2 separate regions of the Homo sapiens genome follow, and region 1 is linked to region 2. Evidence: chromatin contacts called from ENCODE Hi-C or POLR2A ChIA-PET data. All regions are on one chromosome and are shown on one strand. The core of a region is the stretch at or near the end of the contact, and the rest is flanking DNA. Distances in the headings are between cores, read along the strand shown. Region 1 has its middle 830 kb from the start of HULC. Region 2 holds the start of TFAP2A-AS2 (TFAP2A antisense RNA 2).

The links. A loop is a pair of places that touch in the nucleus more often than their neighbours do. ChIA-PET counts read pairs that join two places held with the same protein, here RNA polymerase II (POLR2A). Pooled maps may share reads with other maps.
Region 1: a loop to region 2 is called in a pooled map, with 4 times the contacts of the local background. The contact joins the enhancer-like site here to the promoter of TFAP2A-AS2 in region 2. A Hi-C loop is called at or near these places in 2 of 50 pooled maps. POLR2A ChIA-PET finds 5 or more read pairs at or near these places in 3 of 52 experiments (MCF 10A, PC-9 and activated CD4-positive, alpha-beta T cell).

Annotation. Positions count from the first base shown.
Region 1 is chr6:9,479,345-9,484,172 of GRCh38, forward strand. No RefSeq gene overlaps it. Among named protein-coding and RNA genes, the nearest start is that of HULC, 830 kb to the left of the region's middle. Within about 2 kb of position 2,872, at least 5 of the 41 ENCODE cell types and tissues checked have a DNase peak (open chromatin) inside an H3K27ac peak, as active enhancers do; they include PC-9, where a contact is called at or near this core.
Region 2 is chr6:10,403,204-10,408,322 of GRCh38, forward strand. TFAP2A-AS2 (TFAP2A antisense RNA 2) reads left to right here and starts at 1,299. Exons shown (of 1, transcript NR_145448.1): 1 at 1,299-4,724. TFAP2A (transcription factor AP-2 alpha) reads right to left here. Exons shown (of 7, transcript NM_001372066.1): 3 at 3,590-3,641; 4 at 1,305-1,536. RefSeq lists enhancers at 1-1,040, 953-1,247, 1,043-1,660, 1,471-1,580 and a silencer at 961-1,340.

The DNA of each region.
Region 1 (4,828 bases), core at 1,622-4,121, 920 kb before region 2:
ACTCCTCAGATCACTGCACCCAAACAATGGGACGCCAGCCCCCTCATCCATCGTGGTGGCTTCCTTGCCCCTCCCTAATTCCTGTTTTCCCACCTTCCCAGCTATATAAACCCCCCAGTTTTAGTCAATTGAGTAGAGATGGACTTGAGACTGATCCCCCATTGTCCCGGTTGATGTCCCTCTAATAAAAGCCCTCTTCCCTGGCAGTACTCCTCTCAGTGATTGGCTTTCTGTGCAGTGAGCAACAGAATCTAGACTGTACCCTGGCATTTTGGTAACACAGAGATTAGGGCACTAGTCCACAAATATGGCTGCATATTGGAATCAACTGTGAATTGTTTATTGAATGCTGATACTATTCTTAGAGATTCTGATTAATTGTTCTTGAGGGGGTGGCCTAGATATGGGGATTTTTTTAAGTTCCTGGATGATTCTAGTATATTTGTCTAGTACATTTGTCACCTGTCTTTGTTTTGTAATTGAGGTTATATGCATTGTCTTATGGTTGGCATTTTATCTCATAAAATAGTGTGGAAAGGTTTAATTGCTGTAAAATATTGACACCATTTATGAAGTAATTTTTCTTTCTTTCTTAAAGATTTTTAGTCAACAGAATAAAGTGTGAGAATCACTGATTTAGCATTCAGGCAATGAGAAGACCAAGAATGAATCAGTACGCACCCTTCTCTCCTACACACATTAGTGTATAAAACCTATGTTATCCACAACTTAAAAAATAGCTCACTTCAGTTTCAATGGCTTAAGTTTTCAGGAAAATAGATCATAGTAGATTTCATATTCTCTTATCATCCAAATTCCCTTAGCAATGTCCATCTTCCAAGTTCTAGTCAATGTCAAATATTTGTCATCTGTCTTTGTTTTGTAATCAAGGTTATAGCATTGTCTTATGGTAGGCATTTTATTTCATAAAATAGTGTGGAAAGGTTTAATCACTGTAAAATATTGACACCATTTATGAAGCAATTTTTCTTTCTTTCTTAAAGATTTTTAGTCAACAGAAAATCCTATCCACCCAGCTCTCCTCTCCTGGAAGAAATTATGCATGGAAATTCCTTTTTTACATGCTTTCATTGAAACCCAAATCAGTATCTGAAATGTGTTCTATACTAGAGCAGGTTGTGCTTCAAGCTTTGTCTTGGCAAGATACAGAAATTAAAGTCATGGGCCAATTTTTGAATTAACATGAAAATTCTTTTTTATGTGCATACGAAAACATGTCTTTGAAACATCTTGCCAAAGGCTTCTTCGTCTTCTGGTTGTTATATAAAAACATGGTCATCCCAAAGGGGCGGAAAAAAAAAAAAAAAAACCAACTGTGTTCCACCTTAATCAGATTCACAATCATGTCCTAATGTAATTTGTCCTAATCCATTTCGGAGGAAGACAACCATTTATGATTCCCAGAGACGTGTGGGAATAAATGTGGCTATACGCAAATTCCCTAGGTGCTCTGTATACTATATTTACTAGTTCATAAAAAAGCTAACTACATTTCTGAAAAGAAAGCTTTACAGATGCAATGTCTGTTCTAAATACAAAACCCTACTCTGTCACCCCACAGTCATATGGTCCTTATCTGTTTGCCATACACAAACTGTATTCTGGATTACAGTAACTTAGTTTATAATAAAAAGCACACACATTACTGTATTAGCCTAATCGTATATGTCAATGTTTGAGAGACAGTCCTATTTTTAGTTTTACTGGGAAAAGATAGGTAACACTTAGCATAGTAAGTAATAAATTACCCTGTAGTAAAATAGAAAATGATTGGTTCCTGATTTTTTCCCCAATGCCTTGGAAGATAAATACGTTAAGTGGCTTGTTAAAAAACCCAGCATAATTTTGTTTCTGAGATGCTATTGCGGAGAATGCTTCTGAGGGTATTGAATCTACAAGTTTATTCTGCAATGAAATCCTTTTTCATGGATTTTATTGTTCATTATAAGCATGTTATTACAAAAGCAATGTTTCCTATAAACAGAACTGGGACTAGATGACACATTACTGAAGCAAGCCAGAAATGTAAATAATCAAACGGTTTTTGTTTACTTTTCTGCAATGATCATGAAATCATACTGACCTAACATCTTATCATTTATTTATTTATTTTTCGTGTGATATACTTTTTTCTTTATCTCTAGTGCCATTCAATGGTCGTTTGTAGCTAAATGAACTCTGCTTTGCTCTCTTGGGCTACAGAAACTCTATTGTTTCACTTAGTCAATGATGTGGTTTCAAAGGCCATAGAGTACTCCTTATGGAAGTTTTAGGGATAGCATAATTGCTCACTGTTATCAGTGAAAGCGATCTTTGAGGACATCTGGGAATCTGATCTTCCCTCAAAACTAGGACAAATCATGAGTAAACTGATCGACAAACATGATCATTTGTAATTGAATTAAAACAAAGTAACATCTAAATCTAAATAACAAAGCTTCTCTAGGCCATGAATAGAGAGATATTCAGCTATTTAACTTTTTAAATAGCTCTGTTGACCATACCTCTGGTCAACATTAAAGCTTAAGTATCAGGTCCCCGACTCTCTAAATACTTGGCAAATGAACATCACCTACTCCTCTTCCCCACTGCTACTTACTCCACCTAAGAAATACCTTAATCCTTCATCTAGTATTCTTCTCTCCATCTTCCTCGGGCTTCCTCTCAAGAGTCCCCAATGTCTTCTTGAGAGATAATTATGCCTGTAGCTCAGGGACTCAAAGTAATCACCAGGCTTGGCATGAAAGAATGCTGGAATGCAAACTGAAGTGCGAAGCAACAAAGATTCAGTGCAGATATTATGAAAAGGGAATGCATTATAGCAATTACTCAGTTGGCCTGATTTCTGCCAGCCTACAGGATACAGCAAAGAGGCCAAAGCATAAACACCACCTAGTATTAGTCATCATGACTCATTGACATTTGGTGTTCAGGACCCAGTGGAAGTCTTTGCATAGAGATCTAGAAGCTTTGGTAACAAAGCTTCTAGAAAAGAAAAACAAAGCTCATAGACTTTTTGGCTTTTATTCAGTATAACATCAACTTCTCCCTGTGTCTCCCTTTAAAGTTGGAGGTTACAATACGTAGCTGTGTTTAGAGAAGCTTAATCATAAAATATCATGTAAAGTTGTGAAGTGCTGCTAGAGTGAACAGTTAGTTCGTTTAATGAGAGTCAGTTGCAACTGACAATGAGGTTGAGAGTGTGATTGCTGCTTGGGCTGCAGGCACTCACGCTGTCACAGTCTATAACCCGAATCCCCACCAGCCACCTATTAATGCTTGATTTTTATCACAGGGGATGAAGAAAATAGCACAGAATCATCAACATAACTTGAGAAAATTCTAAGTACAAATGTAGCCTGCATCATCAAAAAGACATGACAAGGAGGAAAAGGGGAAAACTATACATGTTTTGGAAGAAAGTTCTAGCTTTCCTAGAACTGGCCTCATTTGCCTCAAACAGTCCTAGTGTATGTGATTTTCCTGAAGTCATTATCAATTTCACTCTGAAATTGAACCAGTTTGCACAATGAATTATACAGTCTCATTCTCACTTTATCCAATTTGACATGACTCAGAAGTGTGAGAAAGCAGATTTATTTAGAGCATCTTTGATGTGTCTTGTGTTTCACATGTGCTACATAAAGAATCTGTATTAACTGTATTATTTAAACAAAGTAAAGCAATACATTCTATTGGATGGTGTCAATACACAGCGATGAAGGTGCTTAATTACATAAAGGATCATTACTTTTAATAATCATGTAAGTATTTTAATCCTGATTTTAGTAGTTTTCTAGCAATTTTTCATAAGTTACATAAAGTTACTGGAAAAGGATTCTTAGAAGTGAAACTTACAGAATTAAAAAAAAATTCTAAACTCTAGATGAGCCAAACTGTTTCACTTATTCTGACCCCTAACATCCACACAGCTGAATGGAGATAACCAAAATTATCCGATGAACTGTCCCATGTCCCAGTTGGTAGCTTAAGGCACTGAATAATGGAATCCATTGAGTGCTAAATACATCAATTATCTATTATAATTGTTATAATAATTCTGTTATAATTGTTCTGAACACTGGCAACTTTAATTAAGGAACAAGGTTGTAGTATTGGATAATGTTATGAGCTAAAAGACAATTGTTTCTAGTTTTCTTTTCTATAATTTTTTTGTGCCAGACATATTCATGCATTTTGCTCAAGGTGATTTCCTTAGACAAGGAATTTAAGCCAGACTTATTCATGGCAGCCAAATGTGACCATGCTATGCCCTCTTCTCACATACTACCAATTGTGGCAGCAGAATGGATTCTGAAACAATCTGCATTGATTGTTAGACTAGATAAAATGTTCATCTTAAGTGAAGTTAGGGACACATATTTTGGGAAGCTTTAGGGGACAGAAACTGAAGCACTAAATAATTATTCTAATCAACGCTGCTCCTCATAACAGCAGCTAATAAACCATGTGAAGCAACAGTGTGAACTACTTTTTTTTTTTCTTCCTAACAATTCATTTTGGGACCCACATGCCTAGATTATGGCAACAGCTGTTTTGGAACTAGCTTTGTTGGTTTAATCAAATGTATTTGCACTTTAAGTCTTCTCTGTGTTATGGTTATTTATTATTATTATTAAATGATATTAGCATGATCTGGGGCCATAAAGCATACAATTTAATTGCATATGTTTTCTGAAACAACAGGATTGGTAACCTGTTGCCACTTTTTTCCTTTCATTTAGGACATAAATCACTAGAGAACAACTGAAGTAGCTCTCTCTGATTTTATTTAGTGCTTTGGATC
Region 2 (5,119 bases), core at 49-2,548:
GTCTAAATAGAATCCCATAATCAGAAAGTGGTTAAGATAAATTGTTTAAATAAAACAGCAAATTAATTAATTTCAGATTTTATTCCCTACTCAAGTGCTCTTTAATTGTGTGGATTAGATTATACTCCCCTAGGTAAACAGTCTCCAATATTGGGGATGGGGGAAGGGAAGGAAAAAGCAGAGGGCAAGGAAAAGATCTGTGTCAGTGAAAGACTACAAAGGGAAAGCAAAATGACTGTGCAGGAGGAAGAAAAGACTAGAATGGTTGATGTTAAACCCTTCCAAAAAATGATCTTTATAGGCTTTGTGCGGGATATAGCCACTAGAAAGGAACTGTGGGTCTATCAACACATAAGTAAATGAATAACAGTCAAAACAATGAAGTTCTCAGTATTATTAAAGAAGAGAAGAAACATTATCCGGGTAAGTTCAACACAAGCCCCACAACTCACAACGTGCAGTGGAATCCTAGGGGTAGGAAGCCCACAGCAGGGAGAAAACTGCCCTAAGGGAAGGTGCTTTACCTTGCTGACCCTTATAAAATCTTATCTACTAAATGAATCACTCAAACCTCGCAGGGGTGAGGTAAGAATCCCTGGCTATGTATGTAACAGATGCATTCCTTGGTAGTGACTACACACAATGCACGTAAACATGCTCGCACGCAGCCTGGCACACATCAGGGCCTCAGTAAATTGGGAATCATCATCATATGCAAACGCCTATAGTATGGGGGTCTGGAGATGACAGCGACCGGAAAGCATGGCGTGCGGACTCAAGAGGACAACCATTCTCTTCCTTTAGTTAAAAGCCATTCTATTAAAACCCTATACAAGGCACGACCGGTTACCCTCGGAGACCCTACTCAGAGAGGTAAGGCAAAGCGAGGAGCCTGAGAGGAACTTTTCCTGGGCTTGCAAGGTGTGCGCGAAGAGGGAAAAGGTGGCTGTACGGCGCCCCGCGGCTGCAGTGGCCGGGATTGAGCCCGCGGCGGAGCGAGCTGCGCTTGCGCGAGGAGGAGGGCGGAGCGGAGGACTCCGCGAGCGCGCGGCAGCGAACGAAGCGCGCACCAGAACTCGCTCGCGGGAAAGCAGCGGAGAGCGCAGGCGCGCGCCGCATCGCCCGCTCCCCCGCCCCCAGATCCCGCCCACTTGGCTCTACGCTCTTCTCCCCGCCCCCTTTCCTTTCCCGCGTAGGGAGGGCCGCGGCGCGAGGCCTGTTTGCGTCGCCGCCACCGCCCCGGCGCAAGCGCAGTGGTTCCCCCGGCCGCGGGGCGGGGCGGGCGGGGCCGTGCCGGGCCTCACCTCCGGAGCACTCCGCCCAGCAGCGACGCGTTGAGACACTCGGGTGGTGAGAGCCGCCGCTGCACTTCCGCCACCGTGACCTTGTACTTCGAGGTGGAGCTGAGGAGCGAGAGGCGACCCGGAACTGAACAGAAGACTTCGTTGGGGTTCACCACGCCGCCGAAGAGGTTGTCCTTGTTAATAGGGATGGCGGAGACGGCATTGCTGTTGGACTTGGACAGGGACACGGGGCCTGCGGAGACAGAGGGGAGGCCGCGTGTTGGGCGTCGTGGATCACCCCCAAATCCTGCCCGACCCCGGCCCTCATCCCGGCCAGGGCCGGATCCCAGGCTTTGGGCCACAGTCCCCGCTTTTCCGTCCGGCTCTGAAATTCTGTGGCTCTGCTACTTCCCTTCCTCGGGCTCGAGCCCTTCCCTACCTCACCCGGCGGCCGGGAGGCGGCCCTGCCCTCCCCCAGCCAGCCTGGCCTGCGTTTCTGCCTTGACCCTTTCCCCTTCGCCGTCAAGGGTGCTCTCTAGAGATGGGTGGTGAAATTGGTGACCCCTGAGGCGCTGAGCATCCGAGCGGAGTGGGCCCCAGATGAGGTCCAGGACCACGGGTTCAGGGTGCAGGGGAGGGAATTACATTTGCAAACCGAGAGCAAGTTACTTGTACTTCAGGGGTTTTGCTGGGTGGGGTTTTAGTGTCGGGGAAAAACTGCTTCAAAGACCCATTATTAAAATCAGCCGACAATTTAGATGGCTAAAGCACCCTGTAAACGAGCGTTTTAATTGAGGCACCACGCTGGGAAGTGGTGGATTTTGTTGTCCACACCACACGTCCCGTCTTTTTGATAAATAGGCCCTTTCCTATGTTCAATTTTGAAAACGTCTCAGTTTTGGAGATCCATTCCAAGGCCAGTTTTGAACTGCGGAGTGGGGAGGGAAGAACAGGCCTACAGTGGAATACTAGCAATGTGCCCTTTTGTTAAGTAAATACTTAACAGTCCTCTGCTAAAGCGCCTTTATTGGGAAAGTGGGTATATATACTTCCTAGTTAAAACCATAAGCTCTTTATTGCTGGACTCACCACTGTTAGAAAAAAAAAAAATAGAAGACCTGCAGAAAGTATACTAATGCATTACGTTTCTCAGCACCAGTGTAATTCAGATGCATTCACAACCATTTAAGTACAGTATGCATTGTATTTTAAAATTCCATTTGGAGACATCATATGCACACAATCTCATCACAGTGTTCCTTATGCGTTCTTTAATGGGGATATGCTAGAGGTATAGGGAGGTGGGGGGCTCTAGGTTTTGGATAGATCACTTGTGACATTAATAGCTCTGGGGAGGCTAATAGAGACAATAGGAGTTAAACGAACTCTTGAGAGATTACTAATAAAAGAGCCAATTATCATGTCGACTTGGAAAGAGCATCTCTTAAGATTTATCCCTTGCACATCTAATTTGACGTGACAAAGACTTCACAGATGCAAAAATGAAACTTTAAACTAGCTAACAATATACTGATTGGGGTTAGAAATGAGAACAGTTTTATATAGCATCGTCCTCTGGTGGTGCCTAGAATCCTGAAATGTAACATTGCCACCATAACCAAAAAAAAAGCTGCTACCAAGAGTGAATAGCATTTAATTCAGTAAACTTTATTTCTACTCACTAAACACAATACAGATTACAAATCCATGCAAATCACTTGACACTTTTCTAACAATTTCTCCTCTGAACAAGTATGCTAATATTCCTCCCATCTTCAAGATACTAATTTTAACCAAAAGCTAAAATTTTGTTAACCTAATTCACAAAGTTCTAAGACCCTTAAACAGCTAACAAGAAACTAAATTGAAGAACATGAATGTTTTTTTCCTCTACTAAAGAGTGCTTCTTATCATCTGTTCTTACATTAATGTTAAATTATTTGTACTATTTTAGCATTATACACTTCTTAACCTTCATCCAGGCAATGGATTAAACTATCAAACTGTTTCAAAATTGAAATGCCACTTCCAAATCAGTTCAACTACTGTACATTTTGTGTGTTTGTCCAAATATCATTAAACTAAATTAAATGGTCAAATCATGAGTCAGAACAAAGCTAGCCTGTTGGCATTACCAACATACTGAAGGCTGATTATTTAAGCATTGCTGTTCTGTGCCTATCTATTTGCTAATTCTGAGCCTTTAGGAAATCCTATTTGGAAAAAATAAACACATCTCTGCAAGTTCTTTTAAATAGCACTCTGCCTGTAAGGACATGCTTGGAATGCAGAAGGAAATGGCTTACCTTTCTTAATTACAGTTTGATCTGGGATGTTAATACCCGGGTCTTCTACATGCTGCAACAAAAGGATACACATGGATGTAAGTGTATCATCAAAACAAAAGGAAATGAATATTCCCTGCAAGATGGGAGGAGGGGAAGGTGTAGAATCAAAATTCCCCCTCCCGTATAATGACATTTATATATAAACATCTCATCTTGGCTTATTGGAATTTGGGGCTTTGCAACTCAAGAGGTTTCACTGCACACCCATGGCCAATTTCTCCTCCTCCAGCAAATAATCCATGTTTAAAAGGGGTGGAGATGGGGAATAAAACTTTCTTTGGAAATTAAATCAAGTGTTGGAGCACCTAATCATTCTCAGTCAGTTCAACATTTAGAAATGTACCTAGCTTTAGATTGGCGCCTCAGCGGCTTCTGACTTTAGCAATTCCAGTGTTCAGGCAGCGAAAGCCAGGGAAACACAATAGAAATGACAGGGGCGGGAGTAACAGGAGAGTGTTGGAAAAGAAAAGGTTTAGGTAGTATAATAAAGAGCAAACACACACACCTTTATGGAAAACTCCACATAAATTTTTAGAAAGACTACTGCCTAAGCCTGGGTATGATAGGAATATGAAAATGACCAAAACCAAAAAACCTTTGAGCTTGCTTTCCTGTTGTCCAACAGCAGGTTTGTTGTTAGTGTGGGGTGTTTTTCTTTTTCTTTTCTTTTTTTTTTTTTTTTTTACAGATGGATGGGTATACGTGTGCGCACTAGAGTCAAAACGTGATTAGAAAGTAAAATGAAGTCATGTTTTCTAATGCAGAAACTGACAGGCAATATAATGTCTGGCTGTGTTTACAAATTAGCACCAGGGCTGCTGAGATAGAAGATTTTGCAATCATTACCAAACACAGGCATTACCATTTAAAAAACTATTGCTTCCTTCTCTAGTCTTTGTCCAACAATAATACTGATTCGAACATTTTCCATTCTGTCTTGGATTTATGCTCCTGTTAATTGTGCCTGATCGCAATGATTCCGGGTGGATGGTACTAAGTTGCTTTATTACAGGTTTTATTATACTCAATGCTCTCATTTGTAACTTGCCTAAAGTGCTTCTGGATTTAAGTATAATTAAATTGAGAAATGTTCAGAAATGACTACTGCTGCAGTTCTTGTGTTTTAACTATATGGGGAAATATGATCCCTTTATGCATGCACCCTAAACCCATAAAGTAAATGTAGTGTGGCATAATACTTTTATTTGTGTTATTTCTAGACCTTGTCCATACAGGGAAGACTGTTAAGTTTAAAACCCCACTGAGATATTAATGATTAAATAATTTTCACCATCGATTTGATTTTCTTAAATATTTAGCAGTTATACTTACTAAAGGTTAACTGTTGCAGCAATGGGAAAAAATTGAAAACAACCTTTTTCTTGACCCAAATTCCTTTGAAAGAATTTTTTTCTTAAAAGATGGGGGAGGGAGAGGGAAAAACAGCAACTGGGTTTCCTTGTTTTTGTTTAATCTTTTAGTTAGTTT